Linked DNA regions of Mus musculus: region 1 is linked to region 2. The links are chromatin contacts, found by POLR2A ChIA-PET in ENCODE. All regions are on one chromosome and are shown on one strand. Each heading gives the region's core, a stretch centred on a gene start or an enhancer-like site at or near the end of the contact. The rest is flanking DNA. Distances are from core to core; before and after follow the strand shown.

The links. ChIA-PET counts read pairs that join two places held with the same protein, here RNA polymerase II (POLR2A).
Region 1: POLR2A ChIA-PET joins it to region 2 with 10 read pairs in Patski. The contact joins the enhancer-like site here to the promoter of Nup93 in region 2. POLR2A ChIA-PET finds 5 or more read pairs at or near these places in 2 of 5 experiments (Patski and embryonic stem cell).

Annotation. Positions count from the first base shown.
Region 1 is chr8:94,288,559-94,295,156 of GRCm38, forward strand. Nup93 (nucleoporin 93) reads left to right here. Exons shown (of 22, transcript NM_001357266.1): 6 at 4,110-4,184; 7 at 6,463-6,552. Among named protein-coding and RNA genes, the nearest start is that of Mir138-2, 32 kb to the right of the region's middle. Within about 2 kb of position 3,658, at least 1 of the 3 ENCODE cell types and tissues checked has a DNase peak (open chromatin) inside an H3K27ac peak, as active enhancers do.
Region 2 is chr8:94,213,092-94,219,248 of GRCm38, forward strand. Nup93 (nucleoporin 93) reads left to right here and starts at 1,473. Exons shown (of 22, transcript NM_001357266.1): 1 at 1,473-1,540.

The sequences.
Region 1 (6,598 bases), core at 2,408-4,907, 78 kb after region 2:
AGTATAAAAATCCTAAGTATGTAATTCAGTCAGTTATTAAAAATGAACAAGTTACTAAAACAAGCCCAGTATCTCAGCAGTAGCCTCTGACCTCTGCCCCATTCCCCAAGGTCCTACCTCTTCGAACTTTATAAAACTGGAGCCATAAAATGTGCTATTTGTAGATTTTTTTTGCATAACACTCTACTCATATATTTTATTTGTAGTGATAAGCCATTCATTTTATGACTGAAGAGTATAACTAGTTTTGTGTGCCCTAGACACTAGAATGTGTTGATGAACATTTGGATAGTTTCTAGTTCTTGGCTTTTATAAACAGTGCTATTAAGAACAATTCCTTTATCTCTTGATGAAAATATATTTGTATCTCTTTGAGGGTACACCTGAGAGGAATTGCTGGGTCAGAATATATATGTGTGTTCAGCTTTGGGGCTAAAGTTGGGATTACTGGAAGGGCACTTTAGCGTGCACCAGGCCCCAGGTTCAATTCTTAGCACCCACCTCTCCCCTCTGTGTGTGTGTGTGTGTGTGTGTGTGTGTGTGTGTGTGCGTACACGTGCACACACTCGTGTGCATGCGCATACCCACACCCACACAGGTTAGCATTTTTGTTGTTTGTTTGGTTTTTTGAGATCTTACTCTGAAGTCCAGGCTGGCCCAAAACTCACTGGGTAGTGTAAGCTGGCTTCAGATCCACAGAGATCCTCTGTCTTAGCTTCTTTAAGGGGTTGGGGTTAAGACATGAGCCACCACACCCTGTGAAAGTTCACCATTTACTAGACATTACCCCTAAATGGTTTCATTATATCTTCCACCATCAGTATGTGAAAATTCCATTTGTTTCATATCTTTGCCACACTTGGTGTGATCTTTCAGAATTTAGCTGTCCTTGTAGTACATAGAGCCCTGTGTTTTCATGGGTTCATTCCATGTAATTTCTTTCAAAATGATGGAAAGCTATATATATTATCTCCACTTCATTTGTTCTGTGGAAGAGAGCATACAGTTTGAAGGGCAGATGACAGGTATCAGAATTAAGCCTGAGCCTGGATTTCTCTTGTGAGACACCTTTTCCTCTGTTATAAGGACTGGGAACAGATACAAAGCTGCAGCCCGGTGTCTGGCATGGGGTGTGTGCTCCAGGCCTGTGCAGTGTTACAGCCCTATCAGCGTTAGGGAAGCTGTACACTGTTAACAGCAATTGTTTTAATATGGCTTTTTTTCTCTCTTTTGATTTATGAAGAATTTCTAAGAATGAAAAAATTTTATATAAATGGAAAAGTAATAATTGAAGAAGTAGGATTTGGTGAGTATAGCGTTCTTTTTGGGCATCTTATTGTTAGCAATTGTTAGATCAGAGTCGTCAGAGAGGAGACCTCAGATCATTTTGAGTTAACCTTATATTTGAAGGAAAATGTCCAGGTTTGGTTAATTTAATATAAAGTTGAGTCTGAGGCTTTTGGGGGAGTTTTTAAAGGCAGAAATGAACTGAAATATGGTAGCCTCTGGAACGTTTGTTTTTCTCAGAAGCCTCTCAATAACAGAAGAGTGAAGACACTGTTAATATCTATTCCTGGCAATTAATAAAGGAAGTGGCACTTTAATAGCATAAAGTTATTTGGAAAATTAATATCCTTAGGATGCCATTGAAGAAAGAGAAACAACTTTTAAAGGAAGGTAGGAATTGAAAGATTGTTAACTTTTCAAGTGTTGCCTAGATAAAAATAGTGTGCTTTAACATAAGTTTCTTGAGGCTGTTGCCCTGCTATGGATTCTTGTGGCCCAGTTCTTACATCTGGTGAGTGTAAGGAATGACTCCAGTGTCTGGCTTGCATGGCAAGATGGAGTTGAGCAGTGTGGGAATTCCTAGATATATTTTAATCGACATGTAAACTATATTTGGGGCTGGTGATATGGCTCAGTGGGTAAAAGTGCTTGCCATGAAAGCCTCACGGCCTGAACTTGAACCCTGGAAACCATGGAAAGGTAGAGGAGGATTCAACTGAACACATGTACACATGTATCCATATGTTCATGCATGCATACATATGTACACATATACATATGCTCTCTTTCTGAGAATCACTTTCTTAAAAAATAAAAAGCAGTATTTAAAGGCGGATTTAACGTAGGTGGGTTGAATTTTGGCCATGGCCACTGGGCGTCTCCCCAGGCGAGTTGTCTGGAAAATGACTCAGCAAGCAACAGACTTGGCTAGAGAAGCTGAGCTGAGGCTTCCTGACAGATGACACGGCTGCTGCTCTGCTCTGTGCTGTGCTGTGTGAAACTTGTGAATATTGAGCAGACACTAATTTTGATAAGACACTTAATACCATATTTCAAGTGTCAATCATACAGCTTTCCCATATTTTAGCATCTCTGAAATCACAGCATCTTACTCAGTTATGGGTTGTAGTTTGGCAGCATTTTTATTCTTTCCAGCTTATAGTGGCATGTATGACATGTCTTAAATGAATGATGTGATTGGTTGGTAAAATATAGACTGACAGTGTGGATTTGACGGCCTCACCCCAGATGCTTCTCAGTTGTGTACTGTGCTCCCTGTCTGGTTCCTAAGGGATGGCCGAGTTCATATGTTGGGGTTGGAGTAGAATTCCAAGCACAGAAAGTACCCTGCTGCTCTTTGCAAAAGAAGTTCAAAACTACTCAACAGGCCCTTCATTTTCCTTCTGTGATGCACCACAGAAAGTTCCTCACACCGTGAGCTTTTATGCACTCACACTGTCCAGACAACCTCTGTCCATCCTTCTGGTTCCCTGCTAGGGACTTCTGTGTATGGATATTGTATGTTTGTGACATATTGTTTTCTTGTCATCTATATAAGCTGCATCATTGTGTATTTGAGGTTCTACAGTTTTGCTTTGTCCCATGTTTTACTCACATTAGAGGTTTTGGTTTTGGTGGTGGTGATCCATGTGGGTAAGTATGTGTTGGTTTCCTTGGTGTCCCGGTGGTTTGTTTGTTTGTTTGTTTGTTTGTTTGTTTGTTGTTCATAATTAAACAGTACTGGGCTTTTATAACAAAATTTTCTAAATTAATCAGTTTGATTCCTCTTTGTGTTCATGAAGGCAAAAATTCTATGTAGAGACTCATCTATCTCTCCCTCTGTGGTATCACTGGATTTAGTTTTCACCCTAGACTTGTTTTGTGCGAGCGCTATTATAGTTCTTTCTCTCCTGTCTAGAGTGCACCCTCTCCTTGGTAAAGTTTTACACACCTCTACCTACACTTTGTACAATCATGGGTGCTAAAATAAAAGTGTGCCACTCCCTTCTGCTACATGCCTATCCCAGAATGGCTATTTTCTGAATGCTCTCTACTCTGAGAAGCCCATTCCTTCTGTGTGTGTGTGTGTGTGTGTGTGTGTGAGAGAGAGAGAGAGAGAGAGAGAGAGAGAGAGTGTGAGTTAGGGGCTCACACTGCTCACTCACTGCTGTCTCTTTGCATACCTCCAGGCTCCCAGTGAGCCCTTCTCTAGCCTTGTCTGCCTGGCTTCCTTGCCTTTCTGGTCTCTGGTTCCCTGGCCCTGTTATGCATTCCTTTATTGTGCCCTGTCTTGTCATAGCCAACATGGCTTGATCTAAAGACTACATGTTTTCCAGACCTGATTGGAGCTCGGAGGTGTAGGGAACATTCTCCCATGCAGCGTGCTGTGCGTCCGTGTTCCCAGTTCTTAGGCAGCTCTGACTGTGGAATTCCAGCTGAACGTTTGCCAGCCGCTTCTATTCAGGAGTTACAGTGCACACATCCTGTTGATGGATAATTGACTTTATGTGTGGTAAAATTGTGGCTTGGCCAAGGGCAGCTGAAGGAGAGGTGCTTTTGAAAACAGGAGCATTAGGCAAAAGTCATTTAAATGGAAATTCAGAGACTGCAATCAAGTACTCTTTAAATGCATAATTTTTAAAATTAAGTTTTTAGTACTGGAAACTATTTCCTGGGGCTGTTAGAGGATAGCTGAACCTGTGTCCTTGTAGCAGAGCCTTGCTGCTGTTCTCTGTTGCTTTCCCTGTTCAGGTTACAGACATGGATGTGTTTATGCAATCGAGTACTGTTCTTAACTGATGCCGCTGTGTCTTTACTTATAGCCGAGTTACATCGGTGATGTGAATCCCCCTGGGCGAAGCTCTCTGGATAGCATTGAGATGGCCTATGCCCGGCAGGTGAGTATGCCTTTTAGAAACATTTCATCCTGGAGAAGGAATGCTATGATCCTTAGAGAGTCACAGGAGTAGTGATTTCACAGCAGAGTCAGACCTGAAAGCACGGGGACGTCTTGCTCATGGGATTAGTTAATATTTCACCATGAATGCAACTGTTCTCTATTCTGTTAAATGGGTTAATCTCATGACTCAGATAGTGCGGGGAAATTGAAATTTGCTCTCTACTGACCAGGTGTTTCTTTTGGCATTGTTGGCAGTAGCTTCCTAGAGAATGAAGCAAATGGGGTTCTGCAGTAACTGAATCACTTACTTGGCTGGCTAAGGATATGGTCAGATCCTTTTACCCTTATTGAGTGGGGCTGTCAAAAGGCTGTGTGCCTTGGTAAGCAGTGTGCTGACACTGCATAGCATTGCAGTGAAGGCAAGATGCTCCTGCCGTGTCGGGGTCGTGCTCCTGGTTGCTGATCATGAGCCTGCACCACTAAGCACAGATCAAGATCAAGCTGTGCGCAAGACTTACCTGGGGCTGATCAAGGCTTACCTGGGGCTGATGCTTGGAATAAAGGAATGCAACTCAAGGAAGCCCGTGTTTTACTGTAGTTGCTGCTTTCCTCCACAGAGTCTCCAGATCTGCATCATTTAGTCATGACCCTGAGAGACACGAGGATGTATTTCCTCCCTGCCACCCTGGAGTGTGAGAGTTAGGGGTAGAAACAGATGGCGACTACAAAAGTGAGCATGGCCTATGAGGAGCTTAGGCCTTGTGCTCTGTAATAGAGGACTCAGCAACTAGTTAATTAATGGAGTTCTACATTAGCTAGCACATATCAGATATCTTGAGTAACACTTGTTGAGATAAATATCCTAAATGCTTTCTTAGTGTAAATGTAGATTCATGTTAAATGATAGTAGAACCAGAGAATATACTCCACAGGATGGTAACAGATTTAGGGTTAAAGTCTCTTCCATCAGACATTACTGCTTCAAATTTCAGGCAGCCGAAGCCTGCCCCGTCCTCCAGAGACAACAGCCCCTTCCTTTCACTCCATATTTCACCACTAGACTTCATTTCCTTCTCCAGTTTTAGAACACTCACCCTCTTTCATATACTCACTCCATATCAGCATCCTGTAGGTTTCACCTGACTGAGTCCCTTGGTTGCTGTGGCTACCACAAGCTCAGACCCAACAAAATGACATGTGCATAGAGAAACAGTGTAGCTTCTTTATCTGAAAAGCTAAAGTCTGGAGCACTTACCCTCTGCAGCACCTAGGATCCAGTAGGTGGGTCTCTCCCGCAGTAGTGAATGTGTATGTACTCTGTAGAATACAGCCTTCCAAAGGGAGGCTCCTAGGTCATGCTCATTGAGCGAATAAGTGCTGCTTATGGTTCAGAACCTGTATGACAGCCCTGGAAGCTAAACTGACACCAGCATCCTCCATTTACAGTAGAAGAGGCTGAGGTTCCTTGGGTCACGATTTGCCTTTAGTTCGGTCCTCTTCTCACCAGAACAGGGACTTCAAGATGTAAAAGAAAGTCTTCCACGAGAGGAGAACTTAGTTTGTAACCATAATTATTTCAGTATTTTATAAGTCAAATCCAAAGTAAAATCTTACACCTTAAGCATGACATCAAATCATCGCTGTGGTTTTTGTTGTTTTGTTTGTTTCTTTCTTGAAAGAGATTTTACCTGAAGAGCAGAGATTCTTTCTCTTATGTTTATGTACTTTTTTATTCACTGTGGGAGCAGTGGTCAGAGAACAGCCTGTGGGAATCAGCTTTCCTTCTACTACCATGTGGGTCTCAGAGATTTAACTCAGGTTGTCAGGCCTGGCGGCCACACTGAGTTCTCAGGCCGGGCCCAGAGATGCTTTCTAGGGGTAATATTCCAACTCTGTAGCAAACACTGCCCTGACAAAGGAGAAGACAGCTGTGCCCTCCCCGAGTCCGTGAGCCGTGGCCTGGGACCATTCAGTCCTCTGACCTGGATTTATCAGAGCCTGCCTGTGCTTCTATAGTGTGCCGTCTTCCCTTTTGTTCCTGGCCTCTGTCCTCTACTATCTTGCGCCATGTTTTTCAGGTGTTTGTAAGGCTGGGCTCGTGGTCAGCTTTAATGTGCTGGCCACAGGTGGAGACCTAGCCTTATGGACGATTAGGCACTCCGAGGAAGGGAAGGCTAACATAGGCCTCTACTGCCTCTTGCTGGCTTCAGAATGACTTCTGATCTCTAAGGAAGTGAGAGTATCTCGTGCTGGTTACTTTTGTTTCCTTCTTTCAGATCTATATCTATAACGAGAAGATTGTGAGTGGACACCTACAGCCTAACCTGGTGGACCTGTGTGCCTCTGTCGCAGAGCTGGATGACAAGGTAGTGCCCAGACCTAACCTGGGTAGAAACCCACATTCCGTGTTCA
Region 2 (6,157 bases), core at 223-2,722:
CCTGTTTCAAAAAATAAGGCAGAGAGTGACTAGAGGAAGCCACCCAACAGCAACCTTTGACCTCCAAGCACATGTGCACATAGCTGCCCACATACTTCTGCACATACACAAATATATACCACAAACATACACATGCAGGCAGAAAGAAGTTCTGTGCAGCTATAATGCTAATCATTGTGGGCATCTTTGTATGTTAATTGTATTTATGTTTTATAAGCATATAAGGCAAAGCTGACTAGAACACTTTATCAAACAGGCATCTACCAAACTAGAATTATTAATGGTGACAACCTTGCCTAGGCCTGTGTTCACATGGTCCTCATTAGGTCAGGACGGTGACCTTCATTGAAAGATTAGACATGTTCGAGACTGTGCAATCCAAAAAGTGCCTCTTTAACGATTACAGGCTATTACGGGAGCTAAAGCAATGGCTCAGCATACTGCTCTTGCAAAGGACTTTGGGTTTGGTTCCTAGTACCCATGCCGCCTCACAACCACCTGTAATCTTACTCCGGAGATCTGATGACCTCTTTTGGCCTCCTTGAGCACCAGGACACACACACACACACACACACACACACACACACACACACACACACACTCACACACGAGTGCTTACAGTTAGCCCCACACTCTTTTACATTTGTCAAAACCTCCTCCTATCCAGGTCTCTCCTCTCAGCAGCTGCTGAGACCTGCAGCTTGCCTGTCCTGTTATTTTTCTCTCAAACTCCCAACAAAATTGTTTTCATTCAGCGCCTGTTTTCAAATTTCTTTTACCCACTAGACTAAGAACCTCCTGAAGGGTTCTTGTATATCCCAGTGACACACTTTGTTCCCAACGCGGCCACACTGAAGTAATCTCTTTTCTTTGGGTATCACCACTGCTTTTTTCTGTAATTGGCCAACGGGGCAGGTGGCCAGCCTAGCTTGCTTGTTCAGGCTGCCAAAAGACAGCCTTTTCCCTTGAGAAACTCCAAAACATGTTTTTATCTTTCACCTTTCAGTTGGAATGACACCTTTCCTGGCCATCCGACCATTTTTCTTCAATTAGTTTGCTTTTCCGTTCTTAGCTCTCCTAATTACTGCTGCATTTATTCACTATATTTTGTTTCCCTGGCCAAGCTGAGAACTGCTTGAGGTCAGGGATCTTGTCTGCTGTGGAAGTCACCGTGTTCCCTGCACCTAGAACAGGCCCAGGCACTTGACTGAAGCTCTACACCGAGTGGCCGAGCTCTCTGGGTCTGCCCAGCATTGGGAACTGCGGAAATGCTTCCTCTAGGACTGTCAACTCCAACCACGTGGGCGGGAGCAGGGCGGAGCTCCTTGACTTACTTGTAGCGACAGCCCCGCCTCCGGCCCCGCCCCGCCCCCACGCCTGTGTCCTCTTGCGGGTCTCCATAAAGTTCATTTGGCGGCGCAACGCGCAGGGGCTTCTGGGAGCTTACTGCCTCAGCCAATCAGGAGGCGCGGGCGAGCGGCGCGAGAAGCGGCGGCGGCGGCGTAGTGAAGAAGCCGGCAGCGGGCGGCGACGGAGGCAGGTAAGGTGTGTGAGGTGTGGGCGCCCACGCGGCCCCGAGCCGACCCTGGGCCCGAGTTCGGGGCCTGGCCTTGAAGCAGAACACCGAGCCTAGTTCGAAGAGGCTCGTGCTTCCTCTCTTGCTGTAGCTGGGCATGCCGGCCGGCGACTGCTCGCCGAGTGCTGTGACTAGGCTCTTCCGAGCGTGGTCCTCCCCACTGGTGCTCTGTCGCCACGCCCACCCACGGCTGCCAGGCGTCACCCGGCCTGACTGCCCTCTTTGGGGCGTGGGGGCCGTTCTTCTAGAGAATGGCTCTTCCGGGTGAAGGGGCGGCCAGCGAACCCCTGTCAACTTTAATCTCCTTTTACGGAGAATCCGACAGGATGCTAATGATTGCCGCTTCGGTTGTCTCACCTGTTTCTGGGTACCCTGTATCCTGTCTTCTGTAAGGGATGCCCAAGTATATTGGGTCCCTTCTGAAAGAAAATCACAGCATGGGCGGCATGGTGTCGCTTTCAAAGCGAGTTGAAGCCAGCCTGATCTACATTAGACCCTGCCCCACCCCTACCCCCCTAGATGACTTTCAGTACAAGCAAAGGTCAGCGCTTTAGTAATAATAACAGTAATACTAATCATAGAAATAACAACAACAATAGTAATATAAGCTCCCTGTAGTGAGCTGTAAGGCTTTTAAATAACGTGACCCATACTTTCAATGTCTGTTACACCCCACATTCTCTCCCCACCCCCAACACCACCGCAGGACATGCTTTGACTTAAGGGCTTTGTTCTTGTGGTTGGATGTCTGTTTTGTCTGCTCTCTTTCTTGGAGTCTTCACTAGGGCCATTAGAATCTAAGCCTTTCCTCACTCTTCTTGTCTTCACTGCTTTTTTTTTTTCCCCTAAGCATTTAGGTTTTATTTGTCCTATGTATTGTTTGTCCTTCCCCGACCCCTGTAGAACATGAGTGCCTACCTAGTACTTAAGTTTGGTACACAATAAAGTAGGTGCTCAATAAATATCAAATAAATGAATGTTACTGATATTATAGGCTTGTGGTGAATGAGACAGGCTTCTTTCTTGGGAAGACATCACACACATAAGCAATAAACATAAATATTAAAACCATGAGACTTGAACTGTTGGAGCTGTGGTGAACTTGGGTTCTTCTCCCTCCCTCCCTCCCTCCCTCCCTCCCTCCCTCCTCTCTTCCTCTCATTTGTGTGTTCTTGTGTGTCTTTTATGTATGTGGATATTTCTGTGGAGGCCAGAAGAGAGTGTCTGATTCCTTGGAGCTAGAGTTACAGACAGCTGTAAATCACTGATGTGGGTGCTGGGACCTGGGCTGGCGTCCTCTACAGAGCTGTAGATTTTCTTAACTGCTGAGCCATCTCTCTTACCCCTGAGCCTATAAGGTAGATGCATTTTGAGGTGTTTGTGTGTGTGTCAGAGTAAAGATCAGGAGGAGGTCCCAACTCTGTTATGGTCACTAGTCATTTTAATTAGCAAACATGTTTTTAGTTCTATTATGTGCCAGGCTTAGGTCAATGCTCAGGATTCAGAGTTAAATATCTGTGAACCTTCCTCTACGGGAAGAGATGTTTGAGAAGTGGTCACAATTGCTCCGCTAGGGAAGAATGCCTAGAAGGTTCAGAATAAGTAGGGAGGGCCTTCTCTGTCTGTGGTGGGGATGCTTGTGTGCTTGACAGGTACAGGAGCGGGAAGGGAAGAAACTGCCAGGCTTCCTGAGGAGCAGAGATGTGTCAGGGTACAACTGAAGAAGGAGGGAAGAGTTGAAGGTGGTGCATGGCGCTGTCTGTTTTACAGAGCACCTCATGCAACCATGTCACAAACTGAGGTTGAGGTGCCCCAACTGGTCTAAAGTGGGAGATATTTTGGAATGGCCACTTTGGCCACAGGGAGAGTGTGTTAGAAGAAATGGGAAGTTTTAGACTGTTGAGGTAATCGGGAGGAAGGCATGAAGGTCAGAGCAGAGGGGAACGGTGAGGGCATGACTTGTCATGAGCTTTGAGAAGTAAACTTGGTTATAGGCTAGTCTCAGGGGAGAGGGGAGCCAGATGGTTTCTGGCTAAATTGACTGTTGTGGGGACCCAAGGTGAGGAACTAGAATTGTTGCTGGCATCCATAGATCAGTCAGGAGTAGCTATCAGATAGACAACTAGAAATAATTGGTTTGGAGAAAGAATTGGATGGAATTTAGAGATGCAACAGTCTTTTTTTTTTCTCTCTTATAGTATGGCCACTTATAGCTATCTCCCCTTTGTTTCAAACAACCTAAAGCTTGAAATGTTTTGTAGCTTTATGTTTGATGTATACGTGTGTGTGTGTGTGTGTGTGTGTGTGTGTGTGTCTGTGTGTGTGTGTGGTGAGATGCATGCCCATATATGTTTGGATGTGTGTGTGTGGGGGGGTGAGATGCTGCCCATATGTGTTTGGATGTGTGTGTGTGTGGGGGTGAGATGCATGCCCACATGTGCTTGGATGTGTGTGTGTGTGTGGGGGGGGGGGGTGAGATGCATACCCACATGTGTGTGTGTGTGTGTGTGTGTGTGTGTGTGTGGTGAGATGCATGCCCATATGTGTTTGGATGTGTGTGTGTGAGATGCATGCCCATATGTGTTTGGATGTGTGTGTGTGTGTGTGTGTGGTGAGATGCATGCCCATATGTGTTTGGGTGTGTGTGTGGGGGGGGTGAGATGCATGCCCATATGTGTTTGGATGTGTGTGTGTGTTGGGGGGGAGGTGAGATGCATGCCCATATGTGTTTGGATGTGTGTGTGTGTGGGGGGGGGGTGAGATGCATGCCCATATGTGTTTATGTGTTTGGATGTGTGTGTGTGTGGGGGGGGGGAGGTGAGATGCATGCCCATATGTGTTTGGATGTGTGTGTGTGAGATGCATGCCCATATGTGTGTGGATGTGTGTGTGTGTGAGATGCATGCCCATATGTGCTTGGATGTATGTGGGGGGTGTGTGAGATGCATGCCCATATGTGTTTGGATGTCAGAGGTCAGGAGGCTTGACGTTGCTGTTGGGTGTTTTTGTCAGTTTTTGAGACAGCAGCTCTCATTGAACCTGGAGCCTACTGATTGGCTAGACTGGCTTACCAATGAGTCACCCAGGGTCTACCAGTCTCTGTCTGTCCCTCCCTCAGTGCTGGTGTCAGATCGATGCCACCATGCTCAGCTTTGTCCATGGGTACTAGGGATTCCCACTCAAATCCTCATGCTTGTGCCGCATGCACGTTCCCAGCCAGCCATCTCCTGTTTGTAAGGTCAAAAGGCCACTTTACACCTACGCCACCAATGTGCTCAAATAGTCACTTAGTCTGACTCCAGTGCATAGTTTGCTGACTACCAAAAAAGCCTCAAACACTGCCAGAAATTTCGTTTCTAAGTTCCTGTGCTGGTCTGTAAGGTCAACTAAAGAAATGACCTCATCACCCTCCCTCTAGTAACTTCCAAGAGTGTTTGGTGTACTAGTTACTTTTGTTCATTGCACTAGAAATTCATGCTGTGAAAGAAAACAGGACAAGCTTGCCAGACTCAAGGACACTGTTAGAAGACAGACGATTGATTAATAAATAAGTAGCCATATGCCTGGCTTTGACATGCGCTTCTTAGGGGATAAACTGTAGAAATGGGGGGACTCCTTTAGATGGAGTGTTTTAGCATCTTCACAAAGGAGACCTGTGAGCAGAGACCTGAATTGATTAAGGGGATAGGCTCTGTAGATGCAGAGGAAGTGGTTACTGCAGAAGCCAGTGGCAGCTGTGAGTTTGGCATATTGGAAGAACCAAATGGCCGTATGGCTGAAGAACATAGTCATGGGGAAGAGTGGGAGCAGAAGGGCAGGGCTTGATTCATGGACAGATGATGGAGATCTCAGCACACACAAATTTCATACATGCTCCAGGACCGCCTGCTCAGTTTTCTGGGTACTTGGGATTATAGGCAGGCAATTACCATCACATTGGGCTGGACTTGAGTTTACAGATAATGGGAACTATTGAAGGCTTAGCCATTATTCCCTCCCCCCTCTCTATATATTATGTATATATAAAATTATATTATATTTTAGTTCTGAAAACTAAAGCTAGGCCCTTGAGCATACTAGGCAAACATTGTACCACTGCATTGCATTCCCAGTCCTGGTTTTCAAGGGCTAATTCCCACTACTAGGCAGAGAACATACAGGTAGCAGAGGGGTCAATATAGGATCAGGGAAACCTGCCTAGAGGCTATTGTGATCTTGATGAGTCATGTGTAAGTGGCTTGGAGTAGGGTGATAGTGGTAGAATAGTCAGAAGTGGATTCAAATAGGTATTTATGTATTTTAAGACTAAATTAGCTCATAGCAGGTATCAGCAGGGAACAAGGAGGGCCTTCTCACTAGGCTGTAAAGGTCCTATCACCTCAGAACATTGCCATGTTGGCGCCAAAGCTCCCAACCCACTGAAGTCTTGGATAGCATGCTTCATTTGTATGTAAAACATATTAGGTTGTGACTCGAATTGGCCTTAATGCTATTTATTTACTCAATGGTTGCAATGTGGCAGGGGAGGGAGGTATAGTTACTTAAAGTTTTCAAAGATGAGTTACAGAGGAAGTAATTATC